2 separate regions of the Homo sapiens genome follow, and region 2 is linked to region 1. The links are chromatin contacts, found by Hi-C or POLR2A ChIA-PET in ENCODE. All regions are on one chromosome and are shown on one strand. The core of a region is the stretch at or near the end of the contact, and the rest is flanking DNA. Distances in the headings are between cores, read along the strand shown. Region 1 holds the start of PATE1 (prostate and testis expressed 1). Region 2 holds the start of PATE4 (prostate and testis expressed 4).

What was found. A loop is a pair of places that touch in the nucleus more often than their neighbours do. ChIA-PET counts read pairs that join two places held with the same protein, here RNA polymerase II (POLR2A).
Region 2: a loop to region 1 is called in a map of endothelial cell of hepatic sinusoid, with 3 times the contacts of the local background. The contact joins the promoter of PATE4 here to the promoter of PATE1 in region 1. A Hi-C loop is called at or near these places in 1 of 168 maps with a recorded cell type or tissue (endothelial cell of hepatic sinusoid). POLR2A ChIA-PET finds 5 or more read pairs at or near these places in 1 of 52 experiments (H1).

The regions. Positions count from the first base shown.
Region 1 is chr11:125,742,596-125,749,690 of GRCh38, forward strand. PATE1 (prostate and testis expressed 1) reads left to right here and starts at 3,684. Exons shown (of 5, transcript NM_138294.3): 1 at 3,684-3,761; 2 at 4,066-4,101; 3 at 4,781-4,816; 4 at 5,105-5,227; 5 at 6,005-7,095. The coding sequence starts at 3,710. The coding sequence ends at 6,138.
Region 2 is chr11:125,829,336-125,836,430 of GRCh38, forward strand. It overlaps PATE4 (prostate and testis expressed 4), which reads left to right and starts at 3,981. Exons shown (of 3, transcript NM_001144874.1): 1 at 3,981-4,082. The coding sequence starts at 4,025.

The DNA.
Region 1 (7,095 bases), core at 2,434-4,933:
CCTGAGGTCAGGAGTTTGAGACCAGCCTGACTAACATGGCGAAACCCTGTCTCTACTAAAAATACAGAAATTAGCTGGGTGTGGTGGCAGGCACCTGTAATCCCAGCTACTGTTGGTGGGGTAGGGGGGAGCTGAGGCAGGAGAATTGCTTGAACCCGAGAGGTGGAGGTTGCAGTGAGCCAAGATCGTGCCACTGCATTCCAGCCTGGGCAACAGAGTGAGACTCCATCTCAAAAATAAAAAATAAAAAATAATAAAGCAGGCAAAAATATAGTGTGGTAAAACTACAAAAGAAAACAATGGTTAGAATTCATAAAAGAAAGAATAGTGTTTCCCACCAGACAAGGAAAAAAGAATGTATTTAGAGAGGACCACTTGGTGTGGGGAGTTTTCTGTGGTTTGAGCAATATTCAACTTTCTGACCTGGTTTGTAGTTACACAATTTGAATTAAAATAGTTTAAAATATTAATTTAAATCCTATGCCTTTTCTGGTATGTGAATTATATTTCACAAATATAAAAGTCCCACACCTATGCACACATACACACACACACAGGAAATAACAAGGGAGAAACTGCTTGGGCAAACTGGCCAGGGATAGCCTCTCTGAACACAGAAAGACCATTTTTATTGTCTGGAGAAAGACACTTCACAAGTTTGTAGTAAACTCACCAATATTGGCAGCTACGTGCCTCCTTGGGTGCACTGGCAGTTTGAGAGGAGGTCTCTGGGAGTGGCCTTCAGGTACTTGTGAATTTACCTTGCAAAGTAGGGGAGGAGTCCCTAATTTCTCCTTAGCTGAGGTCACCCTTAAAAAGAGTCTCCGGGGGATAGCTAGGTTTGTTGGTACAAAATATTAAAATCTAGGACTTTTATTTAATCTGCAAGCTACAATAGGAACAATAAATAAATTATTGGCTGCTTCTTCATTTTGAATCCCAGACCTACCTCCCTGGTCACTTTAATGTCCAGGATATCTTCTCCAACCCTCAGTACAATTGAAAGAAATTACCTGGGGAATTGTCAACATATTGAGAGATTCTGAGATTCATAGCAATTCTTAAGAGATGGAAAGTTTCATGGTAGCAAAGAACATACACAGAAAGGCTCCCCAGAATCATAATGGCTCCTAGAAACTTTCTTGGATCTGCCCATCTTGTCTGAATATTTCCTCCATCTTTCATGTCCCTCAAGAGGATAGAATGACTCTGATTTCATCTAGTTTGAGTCACCCAAAGCTATGCTGTTCACTTGCCTGAGGGAAAAGGAACAGGCTATTCTGATCTGACCATTCCTTCAAAGCCTGCCAGAGAAGAACTGTCCCCTCTCTGCACACTACTAGTATAAGTCCTGTGGTATTAGGGAAACTCCAGGGGCCTGGCCACTGGTGCTGCAGTAGAACCATAACTGTGGTTCATCTGGTTTACCCACCTCCTCATATGTAAGGTCCGCCTAAGCTGAGATGTCTTTCCTCAAATCCTGGTACTCATCCTCATCACTAACCCAGTTAACATATTCAAAATGATTATTACATAAAAACATCTCAGTTACCAATGAAACTCAGGATGTGTTGCTGTATCCCCTGTGAAGCGTAGATTTATTTCTTTTAAAATTAATAACTGATTGGAAGGTGAATTTCCATTCAAAAATCATCATTTTTTTATTTGCAGGATAACATTGGAGATGCAAACTAAAAGTTCTCAGCTATAATCTAAACATCTTCTAATCGTACACACAGAGACATAACTAAGTACCTCATCACTCTCAGAGATGAGGTATAAGCCAGGGCTTACTCTTCTGGACTAACTGAATCTCCAGAACTCTGTGTTAGAGGGAGGGGATCGTGAATAAAGGGCTTTATAAACTTCCATAGGGTTCAAAACAATAGGGCGAAAGGGATTCCTGAATACTTTCTGGGCACAGGTCTGGAATTTATGACATAAGAAGAATTTGGTGGTGGGGGGTCCCTTAAGGCAAAAAGTAAAAGGATTAGAGTCACAAAGAAAAGGAGCAGAGTGAGGCTCAGTAAGAAAATCAGGTATTAGGGCCACAAGGCTAGGCAGTATTCATACATTTGAGGAGATGTTAGGGGTAAGTCGATAAAGGAGTTTAAATATAAGCAAGGAATACAGGTGGATCAGTACAAATCATTGGCTGGGAGAAGGAAATTTCTGCTGTAGGGGAAGTGGTATAATAATATTATAGAGGTGTAGTTAGGTAAGGAGACGTTTCCGACAGGGCAGAGGAAGAGAACATTTCCTCCTTTCTCATGGGTGCCATTAGGCAAATAATTATGGGGTTCCTGGAAGGAAAGGAGGGGAGATCTCAAAAGGCAAGAGAAAGGAATGTAAAGATGCAAGGGAAGATGCTAAATTTCAGGGAAATGAGAGGAAGGAAAGGAAGACTTCTGTCCGTGAATATGCTCAACACAAAAATCGATGCTGTCATGTGTGCGTGTGTGTGTGTGTGTGAATACGCATGTGCATATGTGTGCACAAGTGTGTATGTAGTACATTAATACTTCATGGTGTTATTTTAAAACTTCATCAGGGTAGTCAGTGCCAGGTCAGGAGTTAGTATATAACTCTCTTCCTCTGTGCATGGAAATGCCAGTTTGATCTTTTGGCATGTGATAATAACCTCCAAAATATCATGGATGCAAAAATCTTTTTTATACATTACTCTTGCTGTCCCCAACCACTTCAGCCAGCATCTTGCTTAGACCACCATCCCACTTGGCTGTAGACCTGCATTGTGCCCTGTTGCAACCTGCATCCTTCCAGTTGCTGCTCTTCTCATATAGAGAAGATGCTCCTAGCAATACACGCTTTGCCCTAAGCATGGGCACAAGCTCTTCTGTCAGTTCTCTACAATGACAATGAAGACTAAGCTGCAACGTTCATTACAATGCACTGAATGCATAGCAATAACTGAAGGAAATTAACAGAAAACTTAAAATGAGATACTAGATACGGCTGCTCTTAGAATCCACAGGTTCAATACCCTGGCCTGCCATCAAGTGAGAAGGATCAGCTTACCTCTCTCCAGATGAAGTAGTCTTAAATCTCTCTCTCCCAACTAAAGTCTAAGTTGCAGCCACCAGGAAGCCTCAAGAAAGGAAAACAGTTCCCTCCTCAGCTTACATCTTCTACCCTAGGGTCTGCTTCTTTCCAGGATGATTGACAGTGAGAAACTTTACTCTCCTCATGGGAACCCTCTGTCTGCCTCTGAGCCTAACCTTTCTGTGCCCTCTCTTCTCCATTCCTAGAGGTATGTATTTTTTAAGTCTGCGTTCAGCCTTCCTTTTGCCTTTCTGCATTCCAATGATTTATACTTATGTATTCTCTCAGCTTTAATGAATGTCTTGTTGTAGATGACTCTCAATTCTACCCATCCAGCCCAGCTTTATCCTTGCATTCTCTTACAGTACAGTATAGTGAAAAGACCATAGAACCTGGCATCAAAAATCCTGAGTGGTAGAACTGGAATAAATCAGACTCAGGATTGACCTGGCCATTACCTCTCCCCACCAAGTTGCAAGGAAGAGAAATAACAGAGTCATTGATTTCCCTAGGAGCAGGTTATGCCTTCCAAGAACTTCCACAGAGTCCCCACCCCTAACCCTTCGCAGGAAAGCCCAACCTTGCAGGTGTATAAATAGGCACTCTCGAAGCTTCGTGCTGTAGCCTGGCCCTCCCTCTTTCCAAAATGGACAAGTCCCTCTTGCTGGAACTCCCCATCCTGCTCTGCTGCTTTAGGGGTGAGTCCCTAGGGTTGACAGCTGGTAAGAGTCCTGAATTTAGGAACAGGTGAGAGCACCCATGACAGAGGCCTTCTCATGGGAGTCCTATGGCAACTGAAGCATGATGAGCTTCTGTTCTAATGTTATGCCTTCTACCAGGGGTATGTCATGTCCCCAGGACCTTAACTAAAGCTCTTCTCCCTTCCTTTATGGGGGGAAATAGGTAGATTAGAGAGGAATTGAGTGGATGTTCATAGAAGCTTTGAGATGGGGTTTGGAAAATGAGGTCTGCAGACAGTGTATCTCTTTTTTTTTCCAACAGCATTATCTGGATCACTTTCAATGAGAAATGATGCAGGTGAGTAGGAATAGATAAGTGGTATGAGAAGGGGAAGGTCTGAGGAGGAAAAGATGAGTGGGGTGAGGTGAGCACCAGGGGCCAAAAAAAACCAAAATACGAATAGACCTTGAGTTCCAACACGCAACAACCTCTTCCAGCAGGACAGAGCTGGCATGGGAGCTGATTTTAGGTTTGACAAAATAACATTAGCATCAACTGACAAGGTCAGGAGTGAGCGTCAGTGAAGGGCAAGGAAAAGGAAAAGGAGGAAGTGGAATGCTGGCTTTTCAGGTGTCGCTTGGCCAAATCTAAAGCGTGGCAACTTCAGGAATTTCAGGTTGTCCCCATTGTCAGATTCCAGGCACCCACAGGTAAGAGTGCCACACAGAGTCAATTAAAAAGAAGGGAATGAAGCAAAAAAGCAGGTGCACTTATCTTTCTCCTCCTGGTCTGTGCTGCATCCTATAGGAATGGGTAGATGAATCTGAGAAGCCCCGAAGAGGTGAAGAGATTTAGAAGGAGAGAAGAGGTGCAGAGATGCCCAGTAGGTGACTAGGCATTAGGGGGACAGAGTGGGCCTGGAATGGCTCCAGTTTAAGAGTGCAGGATGGACCCTGAAGGGCAGACTATAAGAACCCAATACAAGAGTAAATCTCAGGCACATTTCAGATGTGTTTTCTTTCTCTTGCCAGTACAGTCAATGAAATAGTTGCTGTGAAAAACAATTTTCCTGGTAAGTATGAAGAGGACCTGTCTGATCACCTCAGTCTTGATAATGTTTCACTTTTCCTTATTCCTCCACCTTTCTTTCCCCTCCCATTTTTCAGGCTAAAATTCCTGAGACCATAAACCTCAATCACTCTCTTGGCTTAGTGTATTTCCACAGAGGAAGAGGTTCACGCTTGATGGGCTCTGGCAAAGCCCTGTGGCTCTAGGCAGACTTCTAACCCAAAAGGGGAGAGGGGTTCTTTCCTGGTAGTGCCATCTTTTCTCACTTCTCTTTCCCCTCTCTCTGGCCAAGTGATAGAAATTGTTCAGTGTAGGATGTGCCACCTCCAGTTCCCAGGAGAAAAGTGCTCCAGAGGAAGAGGAATATGCACAGCAACAACAGAAGAGGCCTGCATGGTTGGAAGGATGTTCAAAAGTAAGTTGTGGGTTGGGGAAAAGAAGAACGGGCAGAGGACGTATACAGGGACGTATCAGCCACAGGGGAAAGGAGAGATCTTACTTTACTTTTACTATAGGCAGTCTCATACCTGGGATGGCTGATTCCTTCATCCCCATCATATGCCGTAATGAAAATTAGATGGAGGTGGTCACTAAGGAGGGTGGGGGCCTACAGCTAAGGGATTAGCATTTTGAGAAGCCTGAAGAAAACAGAGGAGAATAAATCAAGGTAAGAGAATAGGTGTAATCTATGCCCAATGGGTAACAGTGTGTTGTTGAGTTGTGGAGGGGGCTTTTGGTTCTTGTGCCTGTCTGGGCTTCCTTACGGATGGTTCTAAACTGTGGAAATAGAAGGGCCAGTGTCATCAGTAGACTCTGGCTGAATTGCCCTGGATGGTTAAGATGAGACATCATGATTTCTCTTTTTCCACCCTTTGTGCTAAATTATCTCTTGGCATTTATAACCCTCACTTGAACCAGTGTTAAGACTCTCAAGAGAAACACCCAGCTTTGGCAATCCCTGAATTACGGCTCTCCTTACTGCCCTACCCCAAATGATCATTTTAGACTGCTCCATCACTGCATTTCTTTTGGGAAGCCCCCAGCTTGCAACATCTTCCAGTTCTTTACATTTGAATAACGGAGCTTTGAACTACACAAGATTATTTCTATATGTTGGTGTGGTCTGGAGAAAAGTTTTTTAGCAGAACTTTCATGGCCAGGCTTCCTGATCTGTTTTTTCTCCCCTCCACAGGGGATGGTAATCCCTGGTTAACCTTCATGGGCTGCCTAAAGAACTGTGCTGATGTGAAAGGCATAAGGTGGAGTGTCTATTTGGTGAACTTCAGGTGCTGCAGGAGCCATGACCTGTGCAATGAAGACCTTTAGAAGTTAATGGTTCTTCTGTGACTCCAATTTCTGGGTGAGGTTGTTGCCTCAGCCTCTTCACAATGACTTTCTAAAAAAAATCACACACACACACACACACACTACAGAAGAGGATTGCAAACACATGGCTCCATCTTCTGCACACGAAAGGAAAGTCCCTCTCCTTTTCTACAGTCTCTGTCACGCCCCTTAAAATAAGTAAATAAATAACCTTGAGAGAAAGAACAAGATCAATATATCCTGCAGGTTGCTACAAACCCTTGTGCTTTCACTGTATAGCCAGTTCATTCAGAAAAGGAGGAAAGGGTAGTTTAATTTCAAAAAAGAATCCCTTCCTCTTTCCTCTGCTGCTTTCCTTCCTTCTGTGGCAGGGTATTTTAATATATTTTTCAAATTTTTTTCCTTTCTGTGTTATCCTTCTTATCCCACTCCAAAGAAAGCACATAACTGTGGCCTGAAGGGATGGGGAGTAGCAACATAAAAAGAAGTGGCTCAAGTCTTCTTGGAGTTTGTTCATGAATGCTGATCCCAGGGTGAGGAGAAGATTGGGACATAGAAAGGAAACTGCATCAGAAACATGAACAGAGAAAGATTGTCTGCCTTCTAGAATCAGATCTGTTTGGGGCTGGGGGTTGGAGAATAAAAGCAGGAGAAGTCTATGGGATTCTAGAAATAGTACCTGCATCCAGCTTCCCTGCCAAACTCACAAGGAGACATCAACCTCTAGACAGGGAACAGCTTCAGGATACTTCCAGGAGACAGAGCCACCAGCAGCAAAACAAATATTCCCATGCCTGGAGCATGGCATAGAGGAAGCTGAGAAATGTGGGGTCTGAGGAAGCCATTTGAGTCTGGCCACTAGACATCTCATCAGCCACTTGTGTGAAGAGATGCCCCATGACCCCAGATGCCTCTCCCACCCTTACCTCCATCTCACACACTTGAGCTTGCCACTCT
Region 2 (7,095 bases), core at 2,731-5,230, 87 kb after region 1:
GAACCTCCAAGAGCCTATCTAGATATTCCCAACACCCAGACATAGGAAATATTCAAGGTTTCCAAAGGGTGAAGATGACAGTGCTGAAGTTAGAAGCCTAGGAGAACTGTGGTGTGGTGCTTAGGAGAAAAAACAACACTTGGCTGGGTGTGGTGGCTCATGCCTATAATATTAGCACTTTGGGAGGCCGAGGTGGGTGGATCACCTGGGGTCAGGAGTTTGAGACAAGCCTGGCCAATGTGGCAAAACCCTGTCTGTATTAAAAATACAAAAATTAGCTGGGCATGGTGGCAGGCACCTATAATCTCAGCCACTCAGGAGGCTGAGGCAAGAAAATCTCCTGAACCCGGTGGGTGGAGGTTGCAGTGAGTCAAGATTGCACCACTTCACTCCAGCCTGGGCGAAAGAGCAAAACTCCATCTCAAAGAAAAAGAAAAAGAAAAAACAACCCTTGCCCAAGCCTTAAACTGGGGAAATTTTTTTCAGTATTGGAGTAAGCTGTATCAGTACACCTCATATTACATAAAACTCTCTGGAAACCTTTGAATTCTGAGATTCATATGTCATCCCATTTTATAAGTCATTGTCCTAATGACGAATAAACACTCTTTCACTTAGTATGTATAAGAAATTTCCAGGGAACCAGAAATCTGATAGTATTGCTGTATTAGGCCATTTTGCATTACTATAAAGAAATACTTGAGGCTAGTTAATTTATAAAGAAAAGAGGTTTTATTTTGGCTCATGGTTCTGCAGGCTGTAATGAAACATAGTGCCAGCATCCACTTCTGGAGAAGCCTCAGAAAGCTTACAATCATGGAAGAAGGCAAAGGGGGAGCCAGCACATCACAGGGCAAGAGAGGGAGCTGGAGAAAGGGAGGGGAGGTTCCAGGCTCTCTTAAACAACCGGGTCTCACATGAACTCATAGAGTAAGAATTCACTTATTTCCACAAGGTCAACATCAAGCCATTCATGAGGGATCCTCTCCCATGACCTAATGCCTCCTACCAGACCTAACCTCTAACATTGGGAATCACACTTCAACATGAGATTTGTAGGGGACAAATATCCAAACAATATCATTCTGTCCCTGGCCCCTCAAATCTCATGTCCTTCTCACATTGCAAAATACAATCATCTATTCCCAACAGTTTCCCAAAGTCTTAATTTTTCCAGCATCACTCAAAAATGTAAAGTCCAAAGTTTCATCTGATTCTCAAAGCAATTTCCTTCAATCTATGAGTTTATAAAATCAAACACAAGCTATTTACTTCCAAGATACAATGGTGGTACAGGCATTGAGTAAACATTCCCATTCCAAAAGGGAAAAACCAGCCAAAAGAAAAGGACAAGAGGCCCATCCAAGTCTGAAATCCAGCAAGGCAGTCATTAAATTTAAAAGTTCCAGAATAATTTCCTTTGGCTCCATGTCCCATATCCTGGGCATACTGATGTGAGAGGTGGGTTTGAGGCCTTGGGAAGATCTGCCCCTGTGGTTTTGCAAGGTGCAGCCTCTATGGCTATTCTCACAGATTGGAGTTGAGTAGCTGTGGCTTTTCCAGGCTCAAGGTGCAAGCTGCCAGTGGCTCTACCATTCTGGGGTCTGGAGGGTGGTGGCCCCTTTCCACAGCTCCACTAGGCTGCTCTCCAGTCGAGACTCTTGTGGGGGCTCCAATACCACATTTTCCCTTGGCACTGTCCTCGTAGATCCTCTCTGTGGGGGCTGTACCCTTGAAGCAGGCTTCTTCCTGAGCACCCAGACTTTTCCATACATCCTCTGTAATTGAGGTGGAAGCTGCCAAGCCTCCTTCACTCTTGCATTCTGCACACCTGCAGGCTTAGCACCATGTGGAAGCTGCCAAAGCTTATAGCTTGAACCTTTCAGAGCAATGGCCCAAGCTGTACCAGAGCCCCTTTGAGATGAAGCTGGAGCTGGAGTGGCCAGGATGTGAAAGCAGTGTCCCAAGGCTGCACAGGGCAGAAGGGCCCTGGGCCTGGCCCCTGAAAACATTCTTTCCTCCTAGGCCTCTGAGCTTGTGATAAGAGGGGCTGCCTTGAAGATTTCTGAAATGTCTTCATGGCCTTTTTCCCATTGTCTTGGATATTATTAGCCGAGAGCTGTTATCCAATAATATATTATTACATAATAATAGCTATTATTGGATAACAGCTCTTGGCTCCCTTTTAGTCATGCAAATATATCTAGCAAGTAGTTCCTCCATAGGCCACTGGAATTCCTCTCCTGAAAACATTCATTCCTTCTCTGCCACATAAGAATTTTCCAAATTTTTATGCTCTACTTATCATTTTTTTGTTTTGTTTTGTTTTGTTTTTTGACAGAGTCTCACTCTGTCACCAGGCTGGAGTGCAGTGGTGTGATCTCAGCTCACTGCAACCTCCAACTCCTGGGTTCAAGTGATTATCCTGCCTCAGCCTCCCGAGTAGCTGGGACTACAGGTGTGCACCACACCCAGCTAATTTTTGTATTTTTAGTAGAGATGGGGTTTCACTATGTTGGCCAGAATGGTCTCAATCTCTTGACCTCATGATCCGCCCTCCTTGGCCTCCCAAAGTGCTGGGATTACAGGCTTGAGCCACTGTGCCCAGCCTCTACTTATCTTTTAAATGTAAGTTCCAACTTTAAGTTATTTCTTTCCTCCCATACATAATTGTGGGCTGTTAGAAGCAGCCATATCACATCCTGAACACTGTACTGCTTAGAAATGTCTTCTGCCAGATACCCTAGGTCATCATTCTTAAGTTCAGTCTTCCACAAATTCCCAGGCCGTGGACACAATGCAGCCAAGCTCTTTGCTAAGGCATAGCAATGGTGACCTTTGCTCCAGTTCCAAAGAGCTTCCTCATTTTTATCTGAGAACTCCTCAGCCTGGCCTTTGCTATCCATATTTCTATCAGTATTTTGGTCACAACCACGTAACAAGTTTCTAAGAAATTCCAACATTCCCCCATTTTCCTGTCTTCTAAGCCCTCTAAATTCTTCCAACCTCTGCCCATTACCCAGTTCCCAAGCTTCTTCAACATTTTCAGGTATCTTTATAGCAACACCCCACTTCTCAGTATCGATTTTCTGTTAGTGCATTTTTGCATCGCTATAAAGATATACCAGAGACTAGGTAATTTGTAAAGAAGAGAGATTTAATTAGCTCACAGTTCTGCAGGCTGTACAGGAGGCATGGTGCTGGCATCTGCTCCTGGTGAGGGCCTCAGGGAGCTTGCAATCATGGTGGAAGGCAAAAAAGGAGTTGGTGTATTACATGGCAAGAATGAGAGCAAGAGAGAGAAGGGAACAACAGAGAGAAGGGAAGGGGAGGTTCCACACTCTTTTAAACAACCAGCTCTCGCTTGAACTACCAGAGCAAGAACTCACTCATTACAATGAGGATGGCACCAAGCAATTCATGAGGGATCTGCCCCCATGACTCAAACAGCTCCCACCATGCCCCACCTCCAACTTTATGGATTACATTTCAACATGAGATTTGGAGGGGACAATCAAACCGTAACAATCACACACACACACACACGCAGACACATAGAGAAAAAAGGGTGAGTAGCGACTGTAGTCCCAGCTACACTGGAGGTTGAAGCAGGAGGATCGTGTAAACCAAAAAGTTTGAGGCTGCAATGAGCCCCTGCACTCCAGCCTGGGCAACAGAGTGAGACCCTGTCTCTTAAAAAAAAAAAGTGAGGAGAAGACAGATATGGGGCAGGGAAGGCAGAGGGAGGATGGAGAGTCAGGGGTGGAAATCTAATTCAACTTTAGCCAGAAGCATTCCCTGACACTGCTCACCAGCCTGCACTTTCCACATTAGTACAGATTTATGGCTCCTTAAGAGAAGGGAGTGGGGAAAGGACGGTTCTGCCTCATGCCTTTATCAGGGACTCCTCCCTCCTTTCTATTTACTGGCTGTGATCGAACATCTAAGCTTTATAAAGCAAGCTAGTGGCTGCCCTTTCCAATACCTCACTCAGCACACCGTCTGTCACCCAAACAAGCATCCAATGAGGAAAATGAACACACTGCTCCTTGTGAGCTTATCTTTTCTCTACCTCAAAGAGGGTAAGTTTGAACAATGGGGGTGGAGGGAGGCAACTTAGGGGTGCTGTTCTCTAAACCTCTACTCTCCAAGTCTCACTCACATGCTCCAGCTGAGACCCAAAGACTCAGTACAATCTGAGTTTCAGGATGTCAGAGAGATCATATATAACACACTAATCCGGAAGAAAATGTACTACTGATTGCAGGGAAACAGGACAATTTTCCAACTTCATATTAATTGACTTTTCATCCATACTTATCTCATTTTGGACCCTTTCTTTCTTAATATACTTTTCTCCTTTATTATCTCCTACACTCTCCTAGTTTTCCTTTCCTCTGGCTACTTCTCAGTGTATTTTGTAGGATTCTTTATTCTACCTGATCATTAAACACTGGGATACCTTAAGGCTTTATACTATCCACTCAGACCCTCCTCTATATCAACTTACCCACTTCCATGGCTTCAATTACAATCTATATGCTGAAAATGCCCAGTTTTATATCCTAGCCAGATTTCTATTCTGAGCTTCAGTCTTTCATCAACAAACACCTCCTACACTTGGAAGTCACCCTTGAAATCTCCCTCTCCCTTAACACTCACTAAAAATTAGTGAATGATTCCTATGCTTTCTACCTATTAAATGTGCTTCAAATATGATTATATTTCTACCTTATATTTCTATTTTGCTACCTTTTGACACTTAGTAAGAAATAATAAACCATAAAAGAATTATAAGAAAATGTGACATAATTTGTTTGTAAGCTTAGAAATGAGAAAGACCTTTCTAACTATGACTCAAAATCCAGAGCTCTTAAAAGAAAAACTGACAAATTTGACACATGAATATCAAAATATTCCTCATGGCAAAAATTAAAAATGCAACTCACATCAAACAAATGGCTAATATCCCTGATATGTAATGCCTCCTTTAAAAAAATCAAAAAGGAAAAGGCCAACAACCTAATAGAAAAATGGGCAAAGTATGTAGATAGTTCACACAAAAGAAAATGAAAATGGCTATTAAACATATAAAAAGTGCTCAATCTCACTCATACTAAGAAAAATGCAAATTAAAAGAACACTGATACACCATTTTTGACCTATCAGATTGTCAACATCCAGGAGTTTGATAAAATATTTGAGTATTAAAGTTGTGGTGAGACAAGAATTTTCCAAGCATTGATAGCAACAGAATAGTTACATCTCCTCTGGTGGGCAATTCAGCAATACCTATCAAAATTACAAAAGTGTTTACTTTTTATCCAGCAATTCTGCTTGCATGAAATTATCTTATAGATATACTCCCACACAAATGAAATATGTTCAGCATTATTTATTGCAGCAGATAATATCAAAAAGTGCAAATAACTTAAATTCTCATAAGAGACTGGTTAATTAAAGCATGGTACAGCACTACAGTGGAATACTATACACTTAGTATACATTATTCAAAAAATCAAAGTGCAGAGTATGCATAGTATACTACCAATTATGAAAAGGGGGTAAAAAGATACATGTGCATATTTATATTTGCTTGAATATACTGAAAATCAATCTAAAAGATATAAAAGAAATGAATAAAACTGGTTTCCTTTATTTGGCAGATGAAAACTGGATAACTAGCTGGCAAGAGTGGGAGATCAACTTTACACAACATTCTTTTTCTATTACTTACTATTTAGTCACATCAATGTATTACCTATTTTTAAATAATGCATTTTTAGAATGTTGAAATTGGAAATACTCAGGTTAAAGATCAAAGAGACAATTATTCGAAGAGCATTATCAGTGTACTGCGCAGCCTGCTCCCAACTCCTCTGAAAGAGAGAAGCCTCATGAAAGTTGCTTCAGGGAGAAATTGATAGTGTCCTCTGGTGTTTGGAAGGCACAGTGAGCTTGAGGAACCCAAAGGTGCGAGGGAGCCGGAGGGTACAGCCCTGAAATGGTGGAACTGAAAGACAGCTGAGTTGCATTACATACAAGCAGGGAGGATGTGCATACATTCCCCTGGATCTGATCTGGGCCATGCCATATCAAGCAAGTCAGGCTTGAGCTGTTTAAAGTTCTATCCAAGAGCGCTGTCTGGAGGAAAAAGGTATTCTAGCAAGGTGTGGGCCACTACCTTCTTACAGCTGAGAGAAAATATAACCACCAGCTGCAGGAAATACACCACTCACGATACAGCAGTGGACTTGAATATTTTTTGTGGGGGAAATCCTGAAGAACCCGCAAATGTTCTCCTGACTCAAGGAACTCAAGAAAATGAGTTCTCCTGGCTCAAGAAAATGAGTCAGCTTTCATTAAATACAAAGTCCAAGAGATTGGGTTTTAAGTAACTACCATAGACAAAAGATGACGGCACCAGAGCCAGTCCGATGACATCTTTCCTGTCCTTTACCTGTCCCCCTCCTTCTCACCAACTGAAATGGGTCAGAAACTATCACTCATAAGCCAGAGGTGAGTAGGAGGAAACCAAGAAGAGAAATAGAGAAAAAGTTAAAGCCACCCCCTCCTGCCCATTACAAACACCTAAGCAAGCCTGAGCTATGTGTCTGTGCATACGTGTGTGTGGGTGGGTGGGTGTGCATGGGCATGCATACAGGGAGAGCGGGTTGTTGGTGAGAAACGTGGGCTTTTAATAGAGCTATTTTATTATTATTGCATGGCACTCAATGCATAAATTACTGAACCCAGATTATTCTTATGCCCGAAAGTGATGGCAAGACTTTTTTTTTTTTTTTTCTAAAAGTACATAGACAAGTTAGGAGCCTTGCCTGAAATTACCTGCAGGACTAGGAGAACTAGCTTTAGAAAGAATACTCAGATGGGTAGTGGGCAGAAGAATAAAATTATTTTCTGTTTGCCCCTTTTAAGTCCCACGTTGACCTGCTAGATAAATGTAAATAGGATCAGATCACTTCCTTGCTTAAAATTTTTCGATAAATTCCCATTGCTCATGGATCAAAAACCATACTCATGTCTTTGGCCTAGGAGGGCTCAGGAAGTTGAATCTCTGCTCACCTGACCAGCCAT